Linked DNA regions of Homo sapiens: region 1 is linked to region 2. A link is a loop called in an ENCODE intact Hi-C map of the cell type or tissue named here. Cell type or tissue: endothelial cell of umbilical vein. All regions are shown on one strand. Links, peaks and the distances in the headings refer to the core of each region. The heading gives the core; the rest is flanking DNA.

What was found. Hi-C counts contacts between places; a loop is a spot of excess contacts. Peaks named below come from ENCODE experiments on the same cell type or tissue, not always from the same donor. Only the 100,000 strongest peaks of a DNase experiment are listed, where the experiment ranks them.
Region 1: it touches region 2 in a loop (3-fold over the local background); 3 of 110 quality-filtered maps call a loop at or near these places.

Annotation. Positions count from the first base shown.
Region 1 is chr14:22,467,258-22,473,319 of GRCh38, forward strand. All of the region lies in intron 2 of TRD-AS1 (TRD antisense RNA 1), which reads right to left. It also overlaps TRA and TRDV3. Among named protein-coding and RNA genes, the nearest start is that of TRD-AS1, 13 kb to the right of the region's middle. RefSeq lists enhancers at 3,936-4,437, 4,322-4,616, 4,438-4,937. In endothelial cell of umbilical vein, for the core only: a CTCF peak has its summit at 4,465 (motif pointing left); no DNase peak of the experiment used is centred there; H3K27me3 peaks cover 262 bases.
Region 2 is chr14:22,648,431-22,659,372 of GRCh38, forward strand. No RefSeq gene overlaps it. Among named protein-coding and RNA genes, the nearest start is that of OR6J1, 9.6 kb to the left of the region's middle. RefSeq lists an enhancer at 2,754-2,973. In endothelial cell of umbilical vein, for the core only: a CTCF peak has its summit at 4,802; a DNase peak (open chromatin) is centred at 4,791; H3K27ac peaks cover 258 bases.

The sequences.
Region 1 (6,062 bases), core at 3,397-5,896, 180 kb before region 2:
AACATACTGCATCCCCAAATGAGGACAAGATGTCAAAGTGAGTATCAGCTAGAATGAACTTCAGGATTGTCCCATATTTAGCATATAAATGAGCCACCCTCTAGCCCACTATGCCAGAAACAAAAAAAATCCTGGCATATCACAGGACCATGAATTTCCCACACCAAAAGGAGCCTCCAGGGAAGATTTAAGGCAAGAGCCAGGAGGGATTATGGCTGCCTTCTGATCTGGGGCCATGATATGTGAACTGTGAGATGGACATGTGTCACACTCAGTAGGCATTAGAACAGAAGCCCCAGAAAGCCAAGCCACATGCCCAAGGTCTTTGGCTCCCTCATCCCCTGTTCTTTCCATTGTTCTATACAGTGGCTACTCTTGTCCACTGTTTCTGAAGAGCACATAAACTGCTGCCCAAACCACTCACTGATAGAGCCACCTAGGGTACAGCTGCAGAAGAGAGCCCTGGAAGTGTAACGCTGCATCTCTGGGCCTGTCATTATCCAGGTATACGACTTTGAGAATGTCCACCATGTCTCTGGACTGCAGTGTAGTTTCTATAAAATAACATGTAAGGCCTCTTCTATTTCTAAGATTATATCTAATAACTCTAATAGTTCTATTAAGGCAGATAATTCAAGAGAAGAGGAAGGAGGGACTGATTCCCAGGGACTGAGGGTGTGTATCTATTTCAACATCACATAGTCAGTTTGCCCCAGAGGAAATTTTCTCTGCCGGAGACACCACTGAGCTTCAAACTCAGGGACTTGGCAGCTGGAATTCTGGAAGTCACAACTTTCCAGGAGTGCCTCAGTGCTCTGCAGTGAAAAAAAAGAAAATGTTCTCCAAATAAAATAAGTAAAATGGAGGTGTCAAAGAACATCAAGGAGAAGGTGGCTGGATATAAAAAGATGCGGGAAAAAAAAAGTAAATTGGTGAAAAGTCTTTTAAGTAAATAACTTTGTGTCTAACTTAATTTTTTTTTTTTTTTTGAGACAGAATCTCGCTCTGTCACCCAGGCTGGAATGCAGTGGCACCACCTCGGCTCACTGCAACCTCTGCCTCCTGGGTTCAAGCGATTCTTGTGCCTCAGCCTCCCGAGTAGCCGGGACTACGGGCGCGAGCCACCACGCCCGGCTAATTCTTGTATTTTTAGTAGAGACGGGTCTTCGCCATGTTGGCCAAGCTGGTCTTGAACTCCTGGCCTCAAGTGATCTGCCCGCCTCAGCCTCCCAAAGTGTTGCAATTATTGGCATGAGCCACCACATCTGGCCCTAATTTAATTCTGCAATGAAAACAGATCAATTCATAATAATGGATAAATGGTGGTGGTGACTAAAATAAAGACACGGCTGACGGCCTCGCCTTAGATGGGCCCTTTACCTGCACCTGAACCTGCATCCTGAAACACTCACAGAAAATGCAGCACAGGCTTGTCAAGCCCCTTTCTGTATCGGGACGACCAGGGCACCAGGGGCACGAAGACAGCGCTCTGTAAACATGCAGTTCTCCTTTGCCTACCAGGAGTCATTCAGGTGGCAAGGGCCCCGTGAGTCAGAAGTGGGGAGATACTCTGCTTCTCTGAAGCCAGGGTGCTCCCCTGGATCTGACCAGGCCATTTATTTCTCAGAAGACACTTTAGGTCACTTCTAAAGGCCAGGCTGGAACCCAAAATGGCTAAGAGAAGGATGCCAAGTCCCAGACATGACCTGCCCTAAGAGGCAGCTCTGCTGAGCTGTGCCCCAGGAGTTTGTGTTATGACTTCCTGGGCACCTGCATCATAGTGCTAAAGGCACAGTAGTAAGTGGCACTGTCTTCAGTCCTTACTGGAGAGATCACCAAGTGAAAGGCTTTCTGGGTCAGAATGTGTTTCACAGAAAACCGTCCTTGAGTAAAATCTGCACCTTCTGATCTGCTGTTATCCCCATAAAAGACAAACTGAAAGGAATAATCTGGCCTTATCCGGTACCAGAATAAATCTGGATTTGAATATACAGTGTCGTAAGTGCAGAGCAGTACCACCTCACTGCCACTCGCCACCGTCTGGTCCGGGGAACTCTGGGTTACTTTGTCACACAGCGTGCCCCTGTCTGGGAAAAAGACAATGAGGAAATAGTGAATTCTGCACCCCCCAGACAGTGAGTACAGCACATGCCTAGCCCAGAAGAACTCAATGAGCAGAGGCAAGAGAAGGACACAGAAATAAAGCCAAAGGCAGCAAATAACCAAAAACCAAGAGTGCAAGAGAAAAAGCCTTCAAGAGTCAGAGAAGGAGAAATGGGGTTATAGAGCAAGTGGAATGTAAACAAATGAAACTACTTACAGAAAAACAAAAAGCTAAAGCCCACAGTAAGAATCATCTTTTCTTCATATCAGGGCAGAGGATATACAACAAAACAGGGTTCCTAAGATCTCAGAGACTATCTGACGGTTCTAATGAAAGAAGACGGGAGGAAAACAAGAGGAGACTGGCAGCGCTGACGGTCATGTGACTGATTCAGCTGTGACTTCTAGAGGCAAATGCGCTCAGCCAAGGAAACTGCTATTGCTATTATGATTTTGGCCCCAATCCATCTTGAACTAACACATATGACAATGAAAAATGGATTACTTTTAAAAAAGAAAAGAAAAGAAAAACAAAGGAAGGGAGAGAGAGAGGAAGTGAGGGAGGAAAGAAAACTGCAAGACTAATGATGGCGTTCTTGGATATCCAACTGCTACAAAAGTAGTTCACTCTCCATTTCTGTATCCTCTGGTCACAGACTGGTGTACTAGTCCATTAATCACATGTCGTACTTTGAGTGACACTGTCTCATAGCATCTAGCACGGCTCCACACACTTTGTTCTATTCAATAAATGGAATAAGTGAAAGAGTACCTTGGACAACTCCCTTACTCCTCTGTGTAAAGAGGAAGGAAAGGGGGTTGGACCAGATTCTTTCTAAAATCTGTCCTAGACCTGAATTCCAGAAATCTTTGATTTCAGATGCTTGAGGGAGTGTCCTGATCCTAAGTGCTTCTTGCACTTCACCAGCTTGACTTTCCATCTCTCACTGGGCCCACTGCAGCACACACTTGGCTCCAGCTGGAAAATCCTGAACAGAGCTTCCCGGCAGGTGAACTGCCATAAGTGGGTTATAAGCTTGCTGAGATAGTGTTCAGAGTGCCCATGTACCTGGGGTGGCTGGAGCCCCTGAGCCAGCCCCTCCCAGTCAGGAGCACTACAAATACAGTTTTCCATGTAAGCCATCAATATGACAACAGTTGGGAGGCACTGCTGTGAAAAACAGAACACTGACTAACTCACTCCCCAAAATGCAGGAGTGTTCCTAGGAGTATTTCTAGAAGGTCCTTCATTTCCCTTTTTCCCTACATCCACTTCATCAGTAAGACCTGTCAGTTCTACCATGAAAATATATCTCCAATCCATCTACTTCTTCCATCTCCACTGCAACCACCTTCTATAAACACCATCATCTCTTACAGGGACTGCTTCAATAACCCACTAACTGGCCCCCTTGCTTCTGCTCTTGTCCCTGGACAATCCATTCTCCAGTTCTTCATAAAATGTACATCAGATGATGACAGCTGGACCTCCTTCCCAGGCCTGTAACATCTGCAAACGATCTGGCCCTTGCTTCCTCCCCAGCCTCACCTCACATCTGCTCCTTCTCTTTCTTCCCTTCAGCTGCAGTGGCCTTCCTTCTCGTCCTTTCTATGTCTCTCTTTTCTAGCTACCTGAAACTCTGTCTCCAATTTTTCACAGTTCTCAGCTCCAACTAAATTAGTCACCCATGCCACCCATAACCAACCTCAATTACATCTCTGTTCTTATTTTCCCTCACATCACTATCTGAAATCATCAGATTCATACATGTTTATTTTATGTCTCTCCCATCTCACCTCTCCCCTACACACACACACACACACACACACACACACACACACACACACACACACACACACGATAATATAAACTATATGAGGGCAGGGAGCTTATCTTTTCACTGATATGTCTCCAGCCCCTGGGCTTGTGTTGACCGCATCACAGACAATCAGTAAATATCTGTGTAAAAAAAAGGAATGCAATTTCTTCACTTAAAAACTCACCATTCACCTAGATTTAGGAAATAAAAATACAAGACACCCAGTTAAATGTGCATTTCAAATAAACAACAAAAATTTCAGTAATACGGGTAGCTGGGACATGCCATATTTGGAACACATTTATACTAAAAAAGTATTCATTGTTTATCTGAAATTCAAATTCCACTGGGCATCCTGTGTTTTATCTGGCAATGCTAGGCATGCAGAATACCAAAAGTAAGCACCAGGCAGGCCAGAGTCCCACCATGAGCATCTTCAGGGCCCCTGGATGTGGAAGAGGGATGTTGAGGGCCCAGGGGCTGCCTTGCCGGTGCATTGGCTGCCCAGGCCTGCACTGCCGCCTGCCGGCAGGGGTCCAGTCCACGAGACCCAGCTCCCTGCTGGCGGAAGTCCATTTCAGAGCTTCCGGTTCTCCCAAGTCCAAGGATTATGCTCACTCCCCACCCACAGTCTCTTAGTGTCTGTCCCTGCTCTAAAGATGTTGTCTGGGCTTGATATTAATATGAGAGCTGACTGTTCCCTTCCTGATCTAGACCATAACCATCTTCAAGTTAAATTGCTCCTCCTCTTCTAACTGCCCAACCTCACCCACGTCTGACCATACCCAAGCACAGAGAAGTGGGTTTAATGGACCTTCACACAGAAGGACACATCCTCTCCTATAATGCTTTACATGGAAGGTTCAGACATAACCTGAGTCCTGCTTGGGGTAGCATCATCATGACTCTCTTGCCCTGGTGTCCTTGCAATATTCCTTGAAAGGCATCCCTCCCCCAAGGAAGGGCAGGCACTGAGCACAGCAATGCAGTATAATGGCTAAGAGTGGGATCCCGGAGCCAGCCTGCTTGGGTTCACATCAGCTCCGGCTTTTACCAGTTGTGTGACCTTAAGCATGCCCTAACTCTCCAAGTCTCAATTGCTCCATCTGCAAAATGGAGATAGTAATAGCTTTTCTCACAGGACTATTGGAAAATTTAGTGAGGTCACACATGCAATACACCCAGCAGATAAATGATCTATGAATGTCAGGTATTGCTGTTGCATATTTAATTTAAATGTTGCCATTTTTATTAAATAGACATATGAATAGAGTTCCTAAGAGTGTTACTCTCATCAATGCTGCTCAGGGAAAAGATGCTGAGTAAATCTAAATTTTAAAGTTGCAAAATCTAGCAAAAGATTGTTGATATGTTGTATCAATCAATGGTTAAAAAAAAAAGACTGACATCTTTAATTTGCTTTCAGTGCTGCAAGCATGTCCTAGAGCTCCGTGATCCCCTGAGACCTGTGATCCTCTGAGACATGAGCCAGCTGTGCTCTCCCCAAGTCCCTAAGAGCATTAGGAGCATGAGAAGTGAGCATTCCAGCCCCTTGTTCTTATGTCTTCCAAACATTGTAACAGGCTTGTTCATGAGAGGCCACAATGCATGATCAAGTGACCCCACCACTGAGGAATAGGAGAAAGCCTCAAGATTCAGTGGCCCACTAAGGACGTATTGCCCTAAGTTTCTCCAACCCATCTTCCTATTGGCATCTGGAGACTATGCCTCTTCCCAAGGTGCTGAGGGTGCTGCAGACCCCACTTGCCCTGCAGGCCCCACCCGCCCACCAGCGAAGAAGGGCTGCCTTTCATTAGCCCAAAACTGCCACTCAAGAGGGGTCCTCAGACAAGGTGGGAGCCAAGAGATTTGGCGAACGTCACCCTTGTCCCACAGCTTGGATCTTGATCACTCATATCACTCAGAAGAGGGACTTTTCTCTCTTGTTTCCTTTGAGGTGGGCGGCTTTGTTTTTGACATTGTAGCGCCCTCTGCTGCTACTAATTATCGCATCTCCATAAATAGGTCATACTGGAGGTTGATAGAAAATAGATCAGGGAAGGAAAACATTCTTTGTTCACAATTCAAGTCAAAGCTGCTGCTTCTGTCTCCATTCCCTTTTCAACTCTGAGACTGGCA
Region 2 (10,942 bases), core at 3,482-5,981:
TTCTAATGGGACTATATAATATCACAATATAAAGCCAAAGTTCATGAAAGGGAACACGATCTATTATAATATCCATCACCCAACCACAGTGACTGATCCAAAGAGTGACCATCCAACCCAAGGCAGGCCAGGAATCCCTCCTTTAGAATCCATATGTTGGAGCAGAGTTAGGAAAAGCTCTCTCCTCTGGGCTCAAAAGCTGTGATGATGTAACCCTGAGCTGCCAGTAGATCTACACCCAGCCTCACCCTTCCACTGTTGCACGGAGAGAGCCTTTCTGCTGTCTGGATTCATGAGGACAACACACCAATGGAAATGCAGCTAAGAGACAGAGATAGAATTTGGACACTGTTGTGTATGACTGGATCAGTCATGCCTGAGGCCTGCCAACAATATCCTTTCTGATTGTACAAGCCAAAAAATCCTCCGTTTTTCTTAAGTTCATTTGAATTATGGTCTTCTGCAGTCATAAGAGCTCTAACAAACACAGAGACTAATTAGTAAGACGCTGGTGGGTACTTTTCTGAAAAGTTGTGTAGAGTTGGGGCTGGAGTAGGTGCCATAGCAAACCAAAGTGATTCCTAAGCTGAAGTCATAGGGGAGCAAATAAACCATCAGTGATAGTAGAGACCTTGTTTCAAAGAGAAGTGTAACAGTAGCTTAGACTCAGAGACAAGTAATGACTGAGGGAACACGGGCCCACCGGAAAGGATGGTGGCAGCCTGAGCTGCTGACTTTCTTGTTCCAATCCCTGTGTGCCTTGTTCCTACTCTTGGATGCCCATGAGAGACTGCCTGATGTATTCTTTCTACAATCTTACACATACACACACACACTCACATACACACAAGACTTTAGTCAACTAGCTTGAGTAAGCCTCTGTTTTTTAAATTCAAAGTATCAATGAGTAAGAAAATAGTGTTCATACATCACATTTCTAATCAGAAAGTTATTTTTAAGATCCAAACAAACTTTTGCTCTACAGAAATTTATTTAACATAAATGACATTTATAAATTTATAGATTAAGGCAAAAATTCACTTTAAAGGTCAATGACCTTTGGACAATTTCTGTACAAGGACAATACTTCCAGAAAGTTTAAGGCTGTCAACCTTATTCTGCTTTAACTCCAGCCACTCTCATGTCTGCCTTCCCTTACTTGAGCATGGTAATGGGTCTGGCAACTGGCTAATTATAATAGGCGACAAGGATGAATATGTTTTAGGCCCAACCAACAATTTTATGATGTACTAGCAACTCTCATGAGGATGTCATTCATAAGTTGGTTTTTTTTTAAGTACTAGTTCCACTATATAATTGATGTTTTATATTAGCCATCTCCCCCTCCCCACAATTGTATATGATCATAGGAATAGAATTTTGAAGATGGAAGGACCCTAGTTCTATAACCTCCTCATGTCACAGAAGGGTGTTAAGTCTAACACAGGTCAAATGAATCACCCAAGGTAACAAAACTTTGAAGGCAAAAACTCCAGCTTTCTTGACCAGAGCAGTATAGAGAAGAAAATCAATGAAAGCTAGTGGTACAGGCACAGGATTCATGGAAGATGTGAGATTAAAATCAAGACTTAGCCTTTCAATACAGGGCAATGAGTACCACCAGACTATGAGTAGAAAGAGCCAGGTACTGGCTCAGGCTATGCCTTATCCATTTATATGACTCCCTGAAGGTAGAAACTAGGTTTTATTCTTCGTGGTATTCCCTACGCCCAATATCATAACAAAGACATGAGAGAAACTCAATAAAAAAGTGAATAAGGAGTGGGTGAGTAAGTAAGCAAATAGATAGGAAACCTAATACTCTGGAGAAGTCTATGTAGAAAAGGAAAAAAAGGGCCGGGTGCTGTGGTTCATGCCTGTTATCCCAGCTACTGAGGAGACTGTGCCCGGAGGATCCCTTGAGCCCAGGAGTTTGAGACCAGCCTGGGCAACATAGTGAGCCCTCATCTCAGAAAATGGGAATAGAGCCTCGGTGAAAGCCTTCAGTTAAAAGGCAGGAGAAGGAGTCACCACTGGGAACAAGAGAAAGAGTAGTGAGAAAGCAAACCAACAGAAAGCCAGTGGTACAGGATTAGCAAGCAGGGGAGGAGAAATCCAAGACGTAGGTATGTCAGCAGTGCCAGAAACTAGGAAAAGGTTATGAAACATGAGAGCGAAGGAAAAGTCATTGGATAAAAAATTTTTAAGGCTAAGTGTCTATTGCTAAGCAAGACTAGCAGCATATTTTGGCTAGGCAAGAACTGGGGTTCCAGTGTGGCTGAGAAGAGCAGAAAACATCCATCCCCAGCCTCGCACCACTGGCATGCTTCCTGAACCCACCCCTCAGAATATCTGCTTACATTAGTGCCTCTATTTCCACAGCAAATAGAGATAAGAAGAGTCCCTTTATATCTATTTGCATATACCAAATTATGTTAAAAATCAGGATTCTCCCAGGGGTAAAAACGGACTGGAAAAAAAAAAAAAGGACTGGAACGTTGATCCTCATTTAGATTCAAGAACATAAAAATAGGTCTGATGTATGCAAGTGCCCGTAGTCTGAGGTTAGGTTACAGAAAAGGATTATGGAGCCTCTAAGAAGGAACTCACCACAAGGGAAGAAGGACTCTGAACTGGTGAGCTGTGTTCAGGCACAGCTCCTTAAGTACACTGTATGTCTGCGATCCTGGCAGTGTAGAGAATCAGTGAGCATGTGGGCATGTGATACTGGTGGACCTCTTCCATGAATGCCTCTAATACTTTGAGACACAGTTCATTTCACTCTAAGGTCCCATACCTGTCAGAACTCACAGCATAGTTAACAGCAGGCCTGTGGTTTCTAGAAGAGGCAATGGCAACAGTGGCCCCTGGCTCCTTCAGTGGTGGTGGCAGAGACCCATGAGGTGACCAAAACCAGCTGTTGTGGTGACTCAGCCCACAACACCCATCAAGCACCCTCCTGGAACACGGTAGACCAAAGATGCTCAATAAAAGCAGCACAGCTGAATGACTGAATTCAGAGAGGCATTTAGGAGCAATTGGTATCAAAGTCACTGCAAATATTGAGTAGCAATGCAAGAACCTTCCAAGTGTCATTCCTCATCTCTTCCCTGTGAGAAAAGAAAAATAGCTGAAAGCAGCCTGAGCTCTGTGAGGCATGCAAAATTTATCAGGTCCAGGGACACATGAGTGTGGGACCTCAGTCACGCCCACTGTCCCCCACCATCCCCATGACCAGGGGCAAGTGTTTAAAGGTGTTTTGGTCTTGACTAGCTGCCTTGCCTATTATCTTCATGTTCCTGGCATTTGTGATACAAAGCACAATGCATAGCTAATTAATAGCTTATGTTATTTTGATGCAACTTCTTGGCAAACAACTTAGGAACTGCCTCTTTAAAAACTCACATGTAACTGCTGCTAACTAATCTCAGCACATAGTCAGGGCAACCTGAATCTATGCACCCAAATTGTAGTCCTCAAATCTGGCCCAAGTAAACTCCCTACTTTTATTAATTTTGTCTCAGTTTTTGTCCTTTAGGTCGACACCTGTGTCCTGGATCTCAGTTCACTAGATTAGGTCAGGACCAGTGGGTTAGGAGAGTGAAGGTTTCACATTCCATCAGCCCTGGCACTAAATGTCAAGAAGAATAGTGCCGGGCTGGGCGCAGTGGCTCATGCCTGTAATCCCAGCACTTTGGGAGGCCAAGGAGGGTGGATCACTTGAGGTCAGAAGTTCAAGACCAGCCTGGCCAACAAGGTGAAACTCCGTCTCTACTAAAAACACAAAAATTAGCCAGGCATGGTGGTGGGTGCCTGTAATCCCAGCTACTCAGGAGGCTGATGCAGGAGAATCGCTTGAACCCGGGAGGCGGAGGTTGCAGTGAGCCAAGATCGTGCCATTGTTCTCCAGCCTGGGCAACAACAGCGAAACGTCATCTCAAAAAAAAAAAAATTGAAAAATTGAAAAGAAAAAGAAAAATAGTGCCAGGGATGCAAGTACTGCCAGCCTCAAAGCACCTCGAGGCACTGATGCCGCTGGCATTTGCACACCTCAGCCTGGACTCTGCAGCGGCTGACAGGCACGTCTGCATCTTATCACTTAATAAACATTCATTGACACCTCCTATATCTTAGGCACTTTTGGTACATGCTGGAACACATTAGAGAACAAATCCAGTCCTTCCCCTCCAGGCATTTTTAGTCTAGAGCAGAAGCTTCAGAGTGTTCTAGCTTCAGAATTGTTCTTCAATTATACAAAAAAGGCCAGGCACGGTGGCTCATGCCTGTAATGGGAGGCCGAGGCGGGTGGATCACCTGAGGTCGGGAGTTTGAGACCAGCCTGACCGACATGGAGAAACCGCGTGTCTACTAAAAATACAAAATTAGCCCAGCTTGGTGGCACACGCCTGTAATCCCGGCTACTCGGGAGGCTGAGGCAGGAGAATCGCTTGAACCAGGGAGGTGGAGGTTGCAGTGAGCTGAGGTCGCACCATTGCACTCCAGCCTGGGCAAGAAGAGCAAAACTCCATCAAAATAAATAAGTAAATGAATAAATAAAATTATACAAAAAATTGTGTGTTTATGTAGATTGAGAGGGAGATGAGAACAGTCAAATTCTCAAATGGCTTTTTGACCCAGAAAAGGTTAAGAGCCTCCTAGTTGGGACCATCCATATCCCTCATTTCTAAATTCTTAGCAACTACCCCAGCACTTACTGACAGCACCTCTTGGGCATCTCTAACCTTTTGCAGTGTTCACAGTGCCTTCCTCACCAGCTCGTGGCAGACTCCTGGTGGAAGAGGAGGGAAGCACACCTCATTGTTGACATTGCCTCCTAGTTCCCGGGGAGCTCCATTCCAGGAAGGAATTTAACCAGGGAGTGGCTGTCCCTCTCTTTTGGATAACTTTGGGCTTATCCAGCGGACAAACCACTGCCTATTCCCTGACAGGCAGACTGACTCGGGGACATTTTTTCCCTGCCAAAGTACTGCTTGCTTCCCAAGACTTCTCCAGACTAAACATCCATTGACTGAGATGAAATATTACACTTTTCTTTTCCAAAGGGTCAAAGGGATTTCAGCAAGGTTCAGACTAAGGAAAAGAGGGCTGATTTGTGAATACACTGGGAAGAGCATTTTGGTCTAATGGTCTTATTTCTCATCCAAATTAATAACATGTCACTCTTGAGAACATTTTTGTTAATGACGCCTCAAAACACAACCCACCCAGCCCCAGACTGTGAGCCTTCAAAGACAAAGACAGGTCCCCGGCCTTCCCTTGGATGGCCCTACCGTTCTCTTCCCAGATGTTTTACGAGCCTGCTAATTTTTGTAAGATGTAATAAAATATATTTAAGGGAGAAAAAATGTACTAGACTGTTTTAATGAGCTTGAGCATCTATATTTTTGAAAATGTAATGTCAAGAAGCCAGGGAAAGTTGTTTTTTAAATTACCAGGAATTTTCTGATTCCACTTTTGGAGGAGACTTTGTTTGTTTATTTGTTTGTTTGTTTTTGAAAAACACTTCAATGGCTTTATGGCAGTAAAGCCAAAATCATATTCTCAGTAGCTTAAGACCGTGCTGAGCTACACAGCTCACCTTCATGACGCTGAGATGGCCTGCACTGTGGGAAGAGATCCCTCTCTACAGGTTAGGATGTGTCTTGAGAGGTGAGTCTGGGGCCACCATGGGGTTTTCCCTTCTCACTGGGCCTCCTGATCAGGGTCCAGCACCTGGCAGGGGAGTCATAGCAAATGGACCAGTGACAGACATGAGCAAAGACACTCCACGACAGAAGATAAGTCTCATGATAATGTGGCAGCAGAAAGAGAGATGAGCAGTGGGAGAGAAAAAACAAAATACCCTATCCAGATGAATGGCTGGTGGACTTTAAGAACAATAATCTCCTATATCTCATTGGATTTTTTCCCTCTTTCCTACACAATCCCCTCCTGTTATTCCAAAGCTTTCAATGAAACAGGGGTTACAATGGGCCTGACATACTCGGCAGATAATGTCATGGCATTGGTAAGAGTGTAGTAGTCAGGATGATCAGAGGTCACTCTCATTGCCATCTTGGTTTTGGTGGGTCCGCACTTGGTATGAGGAGGGGCGGGGAAAACAGGAGCAGTTGGAGAAACTCATCACAAGGTAGCCAGAAGTGACCAGCAGATCCCCAGAAGCAGCAGGGATCTGCAGGAAATGTAAGCCTTCGCTGATGGTTACATGTGAGGGGAACCAGAAAACTGCTAAAGTTGCAGTGGCTGATCACGACAAGGGCTTAGACTAGTAATTGTAAGCACTAAAGGAAAGGGTGGCTTTTGTAGACCAAAGAAATCAGACTTTGGAGTTAGTTTCTTAAATTGTATCAAAACAATTCATGGCCAAATGTTGTGAATGTTATGAACAGTAAGATGCAAAGGAGTTTAGAAGAAGGAGGGAGACTTAAAGGAGTTCTTCCCCATGATGGCTGGGAAGGCTTCACAAAAGAAGAATTCGAACTAGATCTTGAAAAGGGGGATCTTAGAAAGGGGGAGGAGGAGAAGAGGACTCCTTGTAGGAGAAATGGAAAGAGCTAAAGCATGAAGATGCCCAAGTGGAAGGTGTGCTTTAAGCAGGGAATGGCCCTGTCTGACTGAAGTCAAATCTATATTCTTGAGCATCCATCCTTCATACTTCATTTTGTCAGAGGCGTTTGAACCAGAGACACTCCACCTTGAGTAAGGGCTGGATAAAATAAGGCTGAGATCTGCTGGGCTGCATTCCCAGGAGGTTAAGGCCTTCTTAGTCACAGGATGAGAGGAGGTCAGCACAAGATACCAGTCATAAAGACCTTGCTGATAAAATAGGTTGCAGTAAAGACGCTGGTCAAAACCCACCAAAACCAAGATGGCAATGAGAGTGACCTCTGATCATCCTCACTCTGATCATCCTCACTACTACACTCCTACCAGTGCCATGACGGTTTACAAATGAGATGGCAACGTCAGGAAGTTACCCTAAGTGACCTAAAATGGGGAGGCATGAGATCCTCCTCTTGTTTAGCATATAATCAAGAAATAACCATAAAAATGGGCAACCAGCAGCCCTTCGCTCTGTCTATGGAGTAGCCATTCTTTTATTCCTTTACTTTCCTAATAAACTTGCCTTCACTTTATAGACTTACCCTGAATTCTTTCTTGCGTGAGATCCAAAAACCCTCTCTTTAGGGTCTGGATCTGGACTCCTTTCTGGTAACAAACTCACTTTAGGACCCATTTTTTTTTTTTTTTGAGACAGAGTCTCTTTCAGCCACCCAAGCTGGAGTGCATTGGTGCAATCTCCGCTCACTGCAATCACTGTCTCCCATGTTCAAGCGATTCTCCCGTCTCAGTCTCCCAAGTAGCTGGGATTACAGGCACCTGCATCATGCCTGGCTAATTTTTGTATTTTTAGTAGAGACGTGGTTTTACCATGTTGGCCAGGCTTGTCTTGAACTCCTGACCTCAGGTAATCCACTGGCCTCGGCCTCCCAAAGTGCTAGGATTATAAGCATGAGCCACCACACCCGGCCTGTTCTTTTTCTTTTTCTTTCTTTCTTTTTTTTTTTGAGACAGAGTCTCGCTCTTGTCACTCAGGCTAGAGTGCAGTGGCGGGATCTCAGCTCACTGCAAACTCTGCCTCCCAGGTTCAAACCATTCTCCTGTCTCAGCCTCCTGAGTAGCTGGGATTACAGGCACCTGCGACCACGCCCGGCTAATTTTTGCATTTTTAATAAAGACCAGTGGCCATGTTGGCCAAGCTGGTCTTAAACTCCTGACATCAGGTGACCCACCCACCTTGGCCTCCCAATGTGCTGGGATTACAGACGTGAGCCACCACGCCAGGCATTTAGGGCCCATTCTTGAGGCCCAGGGATGGAAACATATTAAGCTAGTCTTCACAGAACAATCAAAGTTGTTGACAACATCTTAAGTTAGCCAGTGCTAGCACTCAGAGAGAGGCCAGCCATCCCAGAAGGACAGGAAGTGGCCTAGAATTCACCCTTGGTTTTCTCATGCCTCCCTTCTTAGAAGGCTCTCCTGTTTAGAATGCCCCAACCCCCTGCAAAGTGCTGCAAAAAGTGCCCATGTCTTTATCAGCCCTACCCCACAGGCTACTTGATTTGTGACAGACTCCACTGGGCAAGAGGCATGTTGCCTTTTTAAACTGATCAAAAAACATTCATTCAGCACCTACTTTATGTCAAGCACTCTTCTGGGCACAAGGGCACAGCAATAAATAGGTCAAAGTCTCTGCCCTCAAGGAGTTTTCTTTCTAGTAGGGAAGACAAATACAAATATGTAAATAAAACATCAGGTAGTGCTATGAACAAAAGTAGAGCAAGGTAAGGGAAGAGAGAATAACAAGGAGGGGGGTCTTTTTAACAGAAGACAGGAAAAGTTCATCTATGGAGGTGACACTGAGCAAAGGCCACAGGGCTGGGGCCCCAGGCTCTGAGATGGGCGCTAGTGATGTGCTTGAAGAACAAGAAGGCCTCTATGGCTGGATCAAGCTCAATGAGCATGGGGGATAAAGAGGTGGAGGGGCAGAGGAGGAATTACCCTGCAGCTCCTGGCCCAGCATGGCCACACGGTGCACACGGCTCCTGCCCATAGCCATAACCCCAGTGGCCCCAGCCCTTGCCTGCCATATTTTCCTCAGGCCTTCAACAAGACTCATTAAACTTTATCTAAAGTTACTGTGTTCTGCAGCTGGGGGAAAAGGGCAAACTTCCACTCCTTAAGTTAGAGCAATCAACAGCCAAGGGATTTGGAAGTGGCTGGGGCCTTGTTATCTTAAGGTTGTAATGAGCCTCGTGAGAATACCCACAACTTCGCTCCAGAGAGGGGGAGCTTCCCTCAGCAGATCCATACTCGGGATTCCAAGTTTCAAAATTCCGTAGAAACTGGGAAGCAATCCAAATACACCAGGCCTGCACTAGATGCACAGAGTCACAAAGTCTCCCCAGAATGGCTTGTACCAAGGCTTTGTCGGGGATGTTGCTCTAATAATCCAGCAGGCTCCCTGGGGCTGCCTGTGGCTGCGCTTGATGAATCTCATTATCCACAGTTACACTTTTACCTCAAGAGGAAAGGACATGGGATGATTCACTAGCTGCTACCTCACCAACACAACCCAAAAGCAAGGGTCAGAGTCCTCTCATCTAAGAATTTAATATTTTCTGGGGCTAGAGAAGCAGGAAGCTCCTGGGAGCCTGGAAACCCCCTCCAGCTGGGTGACCAGGAAAATCCAAGAGTAAGTAACTGCTTCTCAGCCCTGAGGTAAGTTGGGGCCTGTTTAAGGTAGCTGAGCTATTGGAAAATAAGGAGCGTGTGGGGCATATCAAAGAGGATACAATATAATCATGCTAATAAATAATAATACCTTGGAATGGTGGCTCACACTTGTAATCTCAGCTACTTAGGAGGCTGAAGCAGGCAGATCACCTGAGCACAGGAGTTTGAGGCCAGCCTGGGCAACAAAGAAAGACTCCATCTCTAAAAATAAAAACAAAAACCAAAAAGAAAAATAATAATAGTCAACACTTACTGAACACTTACTGTGTACCATTCCAAGCATTTTACATGTTATTTCAACCTCCAAGCAAACTCTAGGAGCTAGGTGGTGCTATTGTAATACCCAGTCCACCAAGAAGGAAGCTGAGGCACAGAGACATTAAGGTACTTGCTTCCAAACTTACACAACTAATTAATGGGAGAGTCAGGATTTAGATTAAGGTCAGAATCCAGAAGTGGTATCCATAGGTGCTGTGCGTGTGGCACTCTGGAAACTATCCCATTGCCTAAATATCCTGGATATAGTCAGCAACAACTAATCTTTTGCACAAATTATTTTTCAATGGAAATGTGCCTGCCCCATGTCTTGAAGACTGCATCTCTTGGAAAAGCCCATGCTTTTATTTATTTATTTATTTATTTTGAGATAGAGTTTCACTCTTGTTGCCCACGCTGGAGGTCAATGACACAATCTCGGCTCACCGCAACCTTTACCTCCCGGGTTCAAGAGATTCTCCTGCCTCAGTCTCCCGAGTAGCTGGGATTACAGTCATGCACCACCACGGCTAATTTTTTGTATTTTTAGTAGAGACGGGGTTTCTCCATGTTGGTCAGGCTGGTCTCAAACTCCCGACCTCAGGTGATCCGCCCGCCTCAGCCTCCAAAAGTGCTGGGATTACAGGCGTGAGCCACCACGCCCAGCCAAGCCCATGCTTTTATAAGTGCCAGATTGGTGCGAACTCTGTTCCCAGAAGAATAAAGAGCTGGGCTCTGTAAACTCCAGAGTCCCTCCCTGCCTTGTGCTCAGAGTCCGATGGAATGGCTCTGGGTGAGATGCAAGGCAAAGACTAATTCACAGAGAGAACCTGTGGAGGCCAACAGGTCCACTGCAAACAGAACTTAATCTACATCCCCACATGGTACTGTCTGTTGTTTTCAGGGCAGCTGGACACTGTCCAGCTAACTCTATAGGGTCTTGTGAGTTGCAGCTGCCCTGGGTCTATCTGAGGAACCATTCTGCTGCCTCCTCTCTCCAATCAAAGGAATAGCCACCCTCCATAGGTGGCCTCCACCATCCTAGACAGAGAGCACCTATGGAGCTCTTAAGCACAATCAAGGACAAGAAGATGCATGGTCTCCTACGGAAGGACATTCCTTATTACATCTAAGCTAAGTATTTCCTGCCACCTCCAACCCCTCCAGCATCTCTGCTCTCCCTAAGGAAAAACAACAGAGGGCAATGACTGTTTGCTTATAACCCAATCAGTCATGGCAGACCCTCTGCCTTCTCTTAACATTTTTGTAACATTTTTTCTTCTTTTTTTAATAGTTAAATGGATCATTTATCCTACAGTGACAAACTGTAACCAAAACAAATTGTGAGGCTCTAGACTCCTGACAGCAC